Linked DNA regions of Homo sapiens: all the other regions are linked to region 2. The links are chromatin contacts, found by Hi-C or POLR2A ChIA-PET in ENCODE. All regions are on one chromosome and are shown on one strand. The core of a region is the stretch at or near the end of the contact, and the rest is flanking DNA. Distances in the headings are between cores, read along the strand shown. Region 1 has its middle 49 kb from the start of UGT2B10. Region 2 overlaps UGT2B15 (UDP glucuronosyltransferase family 2 member B15). Region 3 has its middle 47 kb from the start of UGT2A3.

Region 1 (3,149 bases), core at 260-2,759, 210 kb after region 2:
CACTAGTGAGTAACTCAAAATTTTAAGATTATGTTAAATATTATCCTGAAATAAAGACACCTACTTCTTAGGTTCTGGGTTATTAAAACCTGCCTAGAGGAACTCTCTCCTTTTGGACCATTTTAGTCACTGTTTTCATTCTCAATTTAAGTATTAACCTGAATTCTAATTTAATAAATTAACATTACTTGTTTATATAATTGAATTATATAATATATACTTGTGTCTTTTTTTGTATAGCAGTTATTGGTTAATTACATTGCTGTATAGTATTCTGTTGATTGACAAATACCACAGAGTATTTCTTTATTTTATAACTGATGGACACCTGGGTTGTTTACATTTTTGGACATTATTAGTTATTCTGGTATAAATATATTTATCTATATGTATGTCATTAGTTTTACATATTAATTTCTGTTAGATATATAATTGGGAGAAGAGTTGCTGAGATAAATGTGCATGTATAATTACAATATTTTGTTGACTGAATTTTTTAAAAATGTATTTTTAATTTCCAAAGTTTAGAGAATTTTTTAGTTATCATTCTTTGTATGATTTCTAATTTATTTCTAGTATAGCTAGACCACATACTTTTTATGATTTTGAATCTCAACAAACTAATTGAGTTTTGAGTTTTTGCCCAGCATATGATCAGTTCAGGTCACTATTTCCTATACTTTTAAAAAATGTTTATTTCCAGTATACACACATGCACACACACACTATATGTATATGTCTACACATAGAATATAGAATATTTGAAAATATTTGAAAGTATAGAATATTTGAAAATCATTCCAGTGAGTAGTGATCACAGAGAAAGGTCAGGGCAGGACATTACAGAAGAAAGTTAGTTTGAAACAGGGGAACTTAGTTTTAAATAAACAATTATGAGTTTGAATGATAATTTATTGGCAAATAATTCTTCACTCAAGTTTTAAAAGACAGTCACAAGATCAAGCCTTTCTTTAGCAAGAAATTCTTGCATCTCAACATAGAGTGGTATGTAAAGGTAAGAGTTTAAAAGCAGGGAAAATGATAAAATTGTATATTAGTTACTGAGACATGCCAACCTAATGGAATGAAACACAAATTGTTAATAGTAACTGCAAGAAATTAATTTAAAATTTGTATTTACTGATAATATCTGAGGTAGGAAAAAATGTACAGGAGAAAAGACATGGTTGTGGTTTCTGTCTTAATAAGCAGAAGGCTGATAATGACATTAGGTAAAATGAGTTTTAAAAAGCTCATCTAGCAAACGCATAAAGAGCTGATCACTCGGTGTTTTGAGCCCTCATGGAGGTGATAGATGTCTGGAGAGAGAAACTAATGAGAGAAGAAAGAATAAGTAACCAGTTAGGCAGATAGTTAGGACAGGTTCTTGGTAGAAGTCCTCCCCAAAAAATGACAATGTGGAAGAAATCAAGCTGCAAGCACAGATAAGGAAGCAAAGTCCAAAGCCCTTGTCTTCTGTGCAACCAGTGAGCTCCGCCTACACACGGTGGCCTTTGGTGAGCACATTCCTTTTCTTTCTGGACACACTCAGGTAAAGGAACTTGCACAGGGTGCTTGCCTAAGACAGACCTGTAGCTGTATAGATAAGGAAACTTACACAGAACCAGACACGTCTGCAGTGACACATACGCAATAAGCAAAATAAAACAATATGCAGTAACTCAGGCTAAGGACCTGCATGCACACTAGAGAGAAGAGGTGGAGCTAACAAGAATTTGTATGTATGCAAATAAGACATCCAGTCCTAACCTGTTTTTCGTGCCTTATGTGAATGAAACACTCTGCCCTATTAGCTTTTTTTTTTTTTTTTTTTTTTTTTTTTTATAAAAGTCTTTGGATTCAACTGTGAAATGAATGACAACCCTCTCAAGAACTCCTGGTAATACCTCAAACAACAAGACTGCTCCAGTGACCCTAGGCTGCTTCGGTGTAAAAAGTAAAGTAGAGATTCCTCTTCAAAGACTTCCCCTCCATCTAATTAAGAATAAGTAGTAACTTCTCTTACAAGCAAAATTTATTCAAAGACCTGTGCTAACATTCTTAAATATCTGCTAACCATAATAAAGAAATCAATGTATTTTATGTTCTCAGCTCCCACAATTTAGTGTAAATATTTGCCCTGGCATGCTTACACTGGTCTAAGCAAGCATTAGGTCATAGCCTGTTCCTCTTCCTTATTTGAAGGTGTTTTTACCTTTCTCAGTATACCACAAGTTACTTCTGCCTTCCTTTGTTCTCCTCTGCCTTTGCCTCTTTTAAAAAGTTCTAAGTTGCTAGCCAATCAGGACAAATACACAATGTGATGTCCTGTTCCTTCCAATAGAAACCCCGGACACAGCAGTAAGCTTGACATGTCAAGTTATAAATGACCGTCTCCTTTATTTGGTGTACTCTCATGGCAAAACTGCTGATGTGTGCACCCTTTCTGCATAAAGTAAAAAAAAAAATTGGCCTCGCTGAAGAAATTAAATTTATGTTCCAGTGCTATTTCTTTACGGCACTGAAGAACAAGGATTTTAAAGATTCACTAACACATGTAACAAGGCAGAAACAACTCAACGTTAAAACATGTGGAGTCTCACTTACAATCAGCACACATTGATGCACCACACAAAAAAGCCTAGGCTACAGCTCGGTTCCTCCTTTTAAGAAAAGAAGTGTGAAAGAATTTAAGAATGAGGAAAGACAATGAGAAAAACTGCTTTGGAACAATTTTTTGGTTTCATGGGTCTTCCATTTGAAAGCATTTGTGTAAAATGGAGAAGTGTGAGGGCATTCCACGTCTAATGGTTTAGGAACACCCCCTAGTGCTGTGTTGCCATGGAGCTTTCAGAAGATGTGGTTGTTTAAAAGTGCGTAGCAGCTTCCCCCACCTTCCTCCTGCTCCAATCAGGTAGGTCATGTTGACTTCCCTTCACTTTCTCATAATTATAAATTTCCTGAGGCCTCCTCAGACAGGGTACCTATACAGCCTAGGGAACTGTGAGTAATTTAAACCTCTTTTCGTCATAAATTACCCAGTCTCCGGTAGTTCTTTACAGCAATATGAGAACAAATGTGAAAACAAAGTAATACAGAAGATGTGAGAACAATGTGACAGCAAACTAATACAGAAAACTAGAGAGGTG
Region 2 (3,086 bases), core at 421-2,920:
TATTTAAAATATTTAATTTTTTTTAAAAGGCAGCAGGGAGTAGGGTGGAGGTGGGGCTGAGGAAGGACCGGTTATGCATCATCATGAAATGTGTTATCATTTTATCATGATAAAGATTGGTTATTTATTCCCATAAAAAGTAGAGTCACTGGTAATAGAAAAGTGTCCGCTATTTTTCAGTGCCTGTTGAAATAACCCTGCAGTAGGGGAAAGAACAGAGGTAAAGCTGCATAAATAGGAGACAGACAGAAAATCCAGGATGTTATTTAAAACCTGTGAGAGGAAATTACACCTGAACAAAGAGATTTTTATTCTGACCATAAAGAATGTGACTGTATGTAATAAAATGCCAACTACTATAGTGCATTCTTTTTATACTAAGACTGGAAAATAAATATAAAGTAGTTAAATTTGATTTGTTTTTTAGTTTTCCAATAATAAATGCTAAATATGTTTGTTTTATGTTGAACTATTATCACTCCAATTTGCTGTTACTAATATATTCACTGTTTGTTCTCCAGAATCTTACCAAGAAGGTCATTCTGGGGTAACCACTTGTACAGTCGAGTATTGGAACCTAAAGTATTTGGCTTCTTGCCATCAAATCTCCATAGAACCTGTTAGGGCAAGGAAAATATCTTGTTCAATGAATAGAACTCTAAAAACATAGCATGTTAGAATTCTGAAGAGATTAATAATCAGTTAGTTAATCCATATAAAAGATGAAGAAATAAGAAGAAGTGATGTCAAGTAATGAGAACTACTAAAAGTTTGAGGTAAGTTGAATACCCACGTTTAATGTCGTTACTTTTATAATCAATTTTGTATATAAAGAAATAATGACATTTCTAACATAATAGCTAGACACATGAGATTGTGAAAGGAAAATAAATCTTGGCAACCCAAACTCTATGCTAAAGGGAAAAGTTAAGCTGCTTAGGGCAAACCTACCTCCCATTCTATTCAAAGTCAGCCCTTGACTCACTGAGATAAATGAATATCAAATTGCCTCATTTCGAGAGGCTAATCAGAAACTCAAAGGAATTCAGCTATTTGTCTCTCATCTACCTATGACCTGGAAGCCCCTTCCATGCTTCAAGTTGCTCTGCCTTTGTTTCTAGCTGTCTCCCATTTCTGGACCGAACAAATGTTCATCTTATATATGTTGATTGATGTCTCATGTATCCCTAAAATGTATAAAACCAAACTGTCCCCCCACCACCTTGGACACATGTCATCAGGACCTCCTGAGGCTGTGTCATGGGTGCACATTTTCAACCTTGGCAAAATAAACTTTCTAAATTATCTGAGAACTGTCTCATATATTCAGGGTTCATATTTTGGTAACCATGAAGAGATTCTGAGTGGAGGTTCCCTGACCTTTGATAAATGTCCTATCAGTGCTTGGTACCAGCATGAGCTAAATTTATGGCTCAAACAAAGAAGACAATTGGCTGAGGTCTGGGAGCAACCCCTCCAGAGAATCTCTGATACCCCAAAATTCAGACAAGATCTGAAGTTTATTTTGCTGTACAACTCCTTTTTGTTTTTTTTGGAGTTTTACTTGCTTCCTACAAGAAAGGCAAGATTTCCTGTTTCCATGACAATGGAAGGCAGGTAACTCTATGGAGTTTGAGCTCGCTCCCAGGAGGGAGGATGAATTTGAGGTTTCTTTCCTGATTCTAGGATGGCAGAGGGCAGTTTTGGCCTGAAACCCATCCGTAGGTAAACAGCTGAATTGCGGTTTTGTCTTGGTTAATGTTTAACAACTAGCTGGACTTAATTTCTCCTTACCATTACAGTGCTTAGTGATCACATTTCTGGGATTTTTTTTTTTTTTTGTACATTCCAGTATTTCTCCCATCAGATTTGATGAACTTTACCTGACTTGATCAAATCTGAGTGAGAATTCCAAATTGTGGGTAACAAAGCCTGTCTAATTTGGCTAAAATTCTTTGCAGACGCAAAAGAGAAAACAAAACAAAACAAAACAAAACCTAAAAACCATGCTCTTGGTTTCTGTGTTTGCTTCCTGTCTTTAAAAAAACAAATGTTCTTTTGTTTACTTTTCCTCCACCCTATACCTCCTTTTGCCTTTTGCCATTTGCAGTATGAAAAATCTAGAGAAGGCTTCTAATGACTTGAACTCTTTTAAAGAATTCAGAACAAAGGCACCACTCACCCCTTTAGGGGTGTCTGTTTTCTTTGTGGAGTTCCAAGAGTTGTGGGCAGATTTTTTTCTCAGTCCAAAGCTCTGTTTTCCTATGTTGAATGACCTGATCTCTTTGGCTTTGAGATTACCACAGATTACCTTGTACTGTGAGAGGATTTTACCTTGGCATGTGTAATGGCAGACGAGTTACAAAGTAGGGGGTGGCTGAGTACAGTTTACTGGAAGTAGTATTGACTGTTGCTATTTTTTTCCTCCTAGGAAGTTGTTGTTTAAGAATCCTAATTCTAGTTTGGAGATGTGTTGTAAAGGGTCTCCTCTATTGTTTTTATTCCCCAAATTAATCTCATTTGGCTTGTCTGTGTGGATTTGTGTGAGAAACTGAACTGTGGTTTACATAGGAAAATGAGAGACTGAGTTTTCTCAGCTCCAAAGTGAAAGGGCATCTGCTCCTCCCAGGCAAAAGGCACCCCTAAGCAACTGGGGGCCTTGTGGGAGTGTCTTGGGGTTGACCCCCTGTGACATGGAGTGGCCCTGCAGGGAAATCCCCAATAAAAATTAACTTTTAAAAAAAGGCTAGTCCAGGAAACACATATGAGGGCAGATCACCCAGCATTTTGAGCCCTCTCAGAGGTCATACACCTCTGGAGAGAGAAACTGAGACATGTAAGAGGGTGGAAACAACTCAGTGGTGACACACTGTGGAGTACTGCCCACAAGCAGCACACATTGATTCACCACACATAAACCCTAGGCCACAGCTCAGTTCCTCCTTTTAGGAAAAAAAGTGGGAAACAAATAATCTAAGAATGATGAGAAAACAAGAAGAATGACCCCCTGATATCACTTGGTAGGTTTTATGACACCTCTACTTGGCAGAGTTTATGTAAAATGAAGGTAATACGGTCTTTGTGCA
Region 3 (3,083 bases), core at 88-2,587, 250 kb after region 2:
TCCTCTTGAGTTGGGGCTGCTAGAAGAAGATCATCAATGTACTGGAGCAAGACACAGTAACTATTCGGTGGGGTGTAGACTTTAAGATCTGAGGCCAGTGCCTCTTCAAAGATTGTAGTGGAGTTTTTAAATCCTTGTGGGAATCTTGTCCAAGTGTACTGTGATTTACCCCCATTGAAAAACAAAACTAGCCTGACTAATTGGTGCAAACTGGAGACAGAAAAATGCATTCTTTAAATCTAGGACTGTAAATCAAGTGGCACTTGCTGGAATATGTCCCATTAAGGTATGCAGGTTTGACACCACTGGGTGGATGGTCACTGTGGCCTGGTTTTCTGAATGCAAATCCTGTACTGGCCTATATTCCCCAGACGGCTTCCGCACTGGCAAGAGAATGTTGTTCCATGGTGACTGGCATTTGGCTATGATTCCATGCTTATGAAGCCACTCTAAATGTTTGTGGACACCCCGTATGTCCTCAGGGAGTAGCGAGTACTGTCGGACCCGAACCGGAGTTTCTCCCAGTTTTAACTCTACCACCACCGGTGCCTGATTTACGCTGGCACCAGTCCAGGTGGATTACTTTCAGCCCAAACTCTGGGAATTTTAGTAAGTAACCCATGCATTTCATTTACTCCTGGTTCCGGAGTCTTTTTTGCATAGTCTCCATTTCTCAGCCTGCAGGACAGTGAGGGTTAACATCATAGCCTCTGGGCAAACTACGTTTAAAGTTACATTCCCTTGCGGCCCAAATGTAATCTGTGCCTGCAGTTTTTGAAGTAGGTCTCTTCCCAGCAAAGAAACTGGACAATTTAGGAGGTATAGGAATTCATTTTGGACTTCTCATCCTCCTATAACACACCTCTTTGACCGACAGGCCACTTTTCAGAGACTCCAGTGGCTCCTACAATAGTTGCACAGTTCTTGGATTGTGGCTCTATAGGTCAGGTCACTACTAAGTGTTTAGTTCTGGTGTCTACCGTAAAGTCCATTAGCTGGCCTCTAACTTCTAATCTGACCATGGGCTCCTCGGGTCCCAAAGAGAAGCAGCCTGGTCTGTCCTACCCTCATATCCTTCAGCCCCTGCCAGTCCAATCAGATCGATGTCTGGTTCCTCCCTGGTGTGGCAGCCACCAGTAGGTGGCCTTCCTATACTACTGCCCTGGGGTCTCTTTTCCCTCCAGTGGTTCTTGCAAAATTGGTTTTTCCTGTGGCTTTCTTTTTGTCTCTGTGTTTGCCGGAGAAGCTTTCACTTTTTGCTCAGCTCAACCTACAAGCTCCTGTGACTTTCCCTTTAACTCTGTGTTTACAGGCGAAGCTTTCACTTTGTCTTTGCAGCTGCCAGCACAGGTGATTTCTCTCAGCTCGACCTGCGAGTATCCTGCAATAAGCTGCTAAACAGGGCTGCATTCAGCCATGAGTTAACATAAGGAAATTTGGTCTGAATGCCCTGACTGTCCTCCTTGTTATTATTCTCTGGACACTCATCCTTCCAGTGTCCTTTTCTTTTGCACCGCTCACACTGATCTCTTTCCAGCCTCGGCTGGCCCTCAAATCCCTGTCCAGACTGGCCTCTTCCATGCCCATGTCCATACCCACATCCATGAGGGATGCTGCCAGCAAATCAGCCTTTTTCTCAAGCCTTCTATTAGCCTCCCTCTTTGCCTCCTGATCTTGGTTAATGTACACCTTCGTGGCCACTTCAATAAGCTGAGTAGCATTCATCCCTTTAAAACCTTCCATTTTCTGCAATTTTCACTGGATATCCCCCTGGGCCTGCTCTACAAATGCCATGTTCATCATGCACTGGCCTCACCAAGTCTTTTATAAAAATGGCTGGGGCTTTCATCTGCACCCTGATGCCCCTCTGAGATTTTTCCTATATTGATTGCCTGTCTCCCGCCTTCCCTTAAATTTTGCAGGAGTGCCTCTTGGTATCTTGGCAGCTGCTATAGTTGGGCTGCCTCATTCCTTTGGGTTCTAGTGGGGGTCCTCTAGTTTCCAGGAGAGGCATTTGCATAGCCCTAACACAACCTGACTGGAGGTGGCTTGCCTGTTTTTCCTAGCATTTCACCTTAACTTCCTGGAGTGAGGGCTCAGATTTTTCCCTCTCAAGAGAGACTGGGGGCATGTATCCATTTGAGCTTGACTCCTCAGAGGCAGTTAACCTGGGGAAAGCGGGGGTAGATTGGAACATATGGAGGAGGGGTCTCTTTTCCCTCCAGTGGTTCTTGAAAAACTGGTTTTTCCTGTGGCTTTCTTTTTGTCTCTGTTTGCTCACGCTACAAGCTCCTGTGACTTTCCCTTTAACTCTGTTTACAGGCGAAGCTTTCACTTTGTCTTTGTAGCTGGCAGCACAATTGATTTCTCTTGGCTTGAGCTGTGAGCATTCTTCAATAAGCTGCTAAACAGGGCTGCATTCAGCCATGAGTTAATATAAGGAAATTTGGTCTGAATTATCTGACTGTCCTCCAACTCAGGTCACCACCTTAAACACACGGCCAATTTTCTCCCTATCTGTAGCACATTTGGCAGGCCAGCCAACACCAAAAAAGGGCTATTCTAATTCACAGAGAGCTCTCAGCATCTGAGGGGTTAACTTGACTCCCTCAACCCCTGCAAAGCCTTTCTTAAAGTTCTTTAACATACATTCCAATGGGGTGGGTTTCCACGATTTTCCTCCCATTTCCTCCCAGTTATGATGCAGCACATTCACCTTTCCTTTTGTTTTAGACCGATTGGACCCGGTTGGTCCTACATTTTGCTCGGAGCGTACAGCCTACACTAAGAGATCAGCAGCTCCACACATGTCATTCCCGTTGGTTCCTCCCAGAACTGTCTCTTTCACACGCACTCACACACTTCCCCGCTCCCAGTTCCCTATCCTGGTTGGGGCAGTGAACCGCTCTCACTGCATCCAGTTTCCTTCTGAACTAACTTAGCGAGCCACTCTCGCGTCCTGTGTTGGTTGGGGTGTGAGTTTCATCCAAATTTGTGAGCCACTCTCACCGTCCCCCAGCCTCTCTGTGTTGGATTAGTTGTCACTCCCTGGGAGGTGATCAGGCTCCCCTTCTGTCCTTATG

The links. Hi-C counts contacts between places; a loop is a spot of excess contacts on that map. ChIA-PET counts read pairs that join two places held with the same protein, here RNA polymerase II (POLR2A). Pooled maps may share reads with other maps.
Region 1: a loop to region 2 is called in a map of PC-3, with 1.9 times the contacts of the local background. The contact joins two enhancer-like sites. A Hi-C loop is called at or near these places in 4 of 168 maps with a recorded cell type or tissue (Caco-2, Calu3, HepG2 and 1 more) and 2 of 50 pooled maps. POLR2A ChIA-PET finds 5 or more read pairs at or near these places in 1 of 52 experiments (HepG2).
Region 3: a map of Calu3 shows a loop between it and region 2 (7-fold over the local background). The contact joins two enhancer-like sites. A Hi-C loop is called at or near these places in 3 of 168 maps with a recorded cell type or tissue (Caco-2, Calu3 and GM12878), 1 of 37 single-sample maps with no recorded cell type and 4 of 50 pooled maps. POLR2A ChIA-PET finds 5 or more read pairs at or near these places in 1 of 52 experiments (activated CD4-positive, alpha-beta T cell).

What each region holds. Positions count from the first base shown.
Region 1 is chr4:68,863,107-68,866,255 of GRCh38, forward strand. It overlaps the pseudogene LOC101930041. Among named protein-coding and RNA genes, the nearest start is that of UGT2B10, 49 kb to the left of the region's middle. Within about 2 kb of position 1,510, at least 6 of the 41 ENCODE cell types and tissues checked have a DNase peak (open chromatin) inside an H3K27ac peak, as active enhancers do; they include PC-3, where a contact is called at or near this core.
Region 2 is chr4:68,654,566-68,657,651 of GRCh38, forward strand. It overlaps UGT2B15 (UDP glucuronosyltransferase family 2 member B15), which reads right to left. Exons shown (of 6, transcript NM_001076.4): 4 at 530-617. Among named protein-coding and RNA genes, the nearest start is that of UGT2B15, 15 kb to the right of the region's middle. Within about 2 kb of position 1,671, at least 4 of the 41 ENCODE cell types and tissues checked have a DNase peak (open chromatin) inside an H3K27ac peak, as active enhancers do; they include PC-3, where a contact is called at or near this core.
Region 3 is chr4:68,903,759-68,906,841 of GRCh38, forward strand. It overlaps the pseudogene LOC101930041. Among named protein-coding and RNA genes, the nearest start is that of UGT2A3, 47 kb to the right of the region's middle. RefSeq lists enhancers at 94-986, 1,878-2,769, 2,770-3,083. Within about 2 kb of position 1,338, at least 7 of the 41 ENCODE cell types and tissues checked have a DNase peak (open chromatin) inside an H3K27ac peak, as active enhancers do.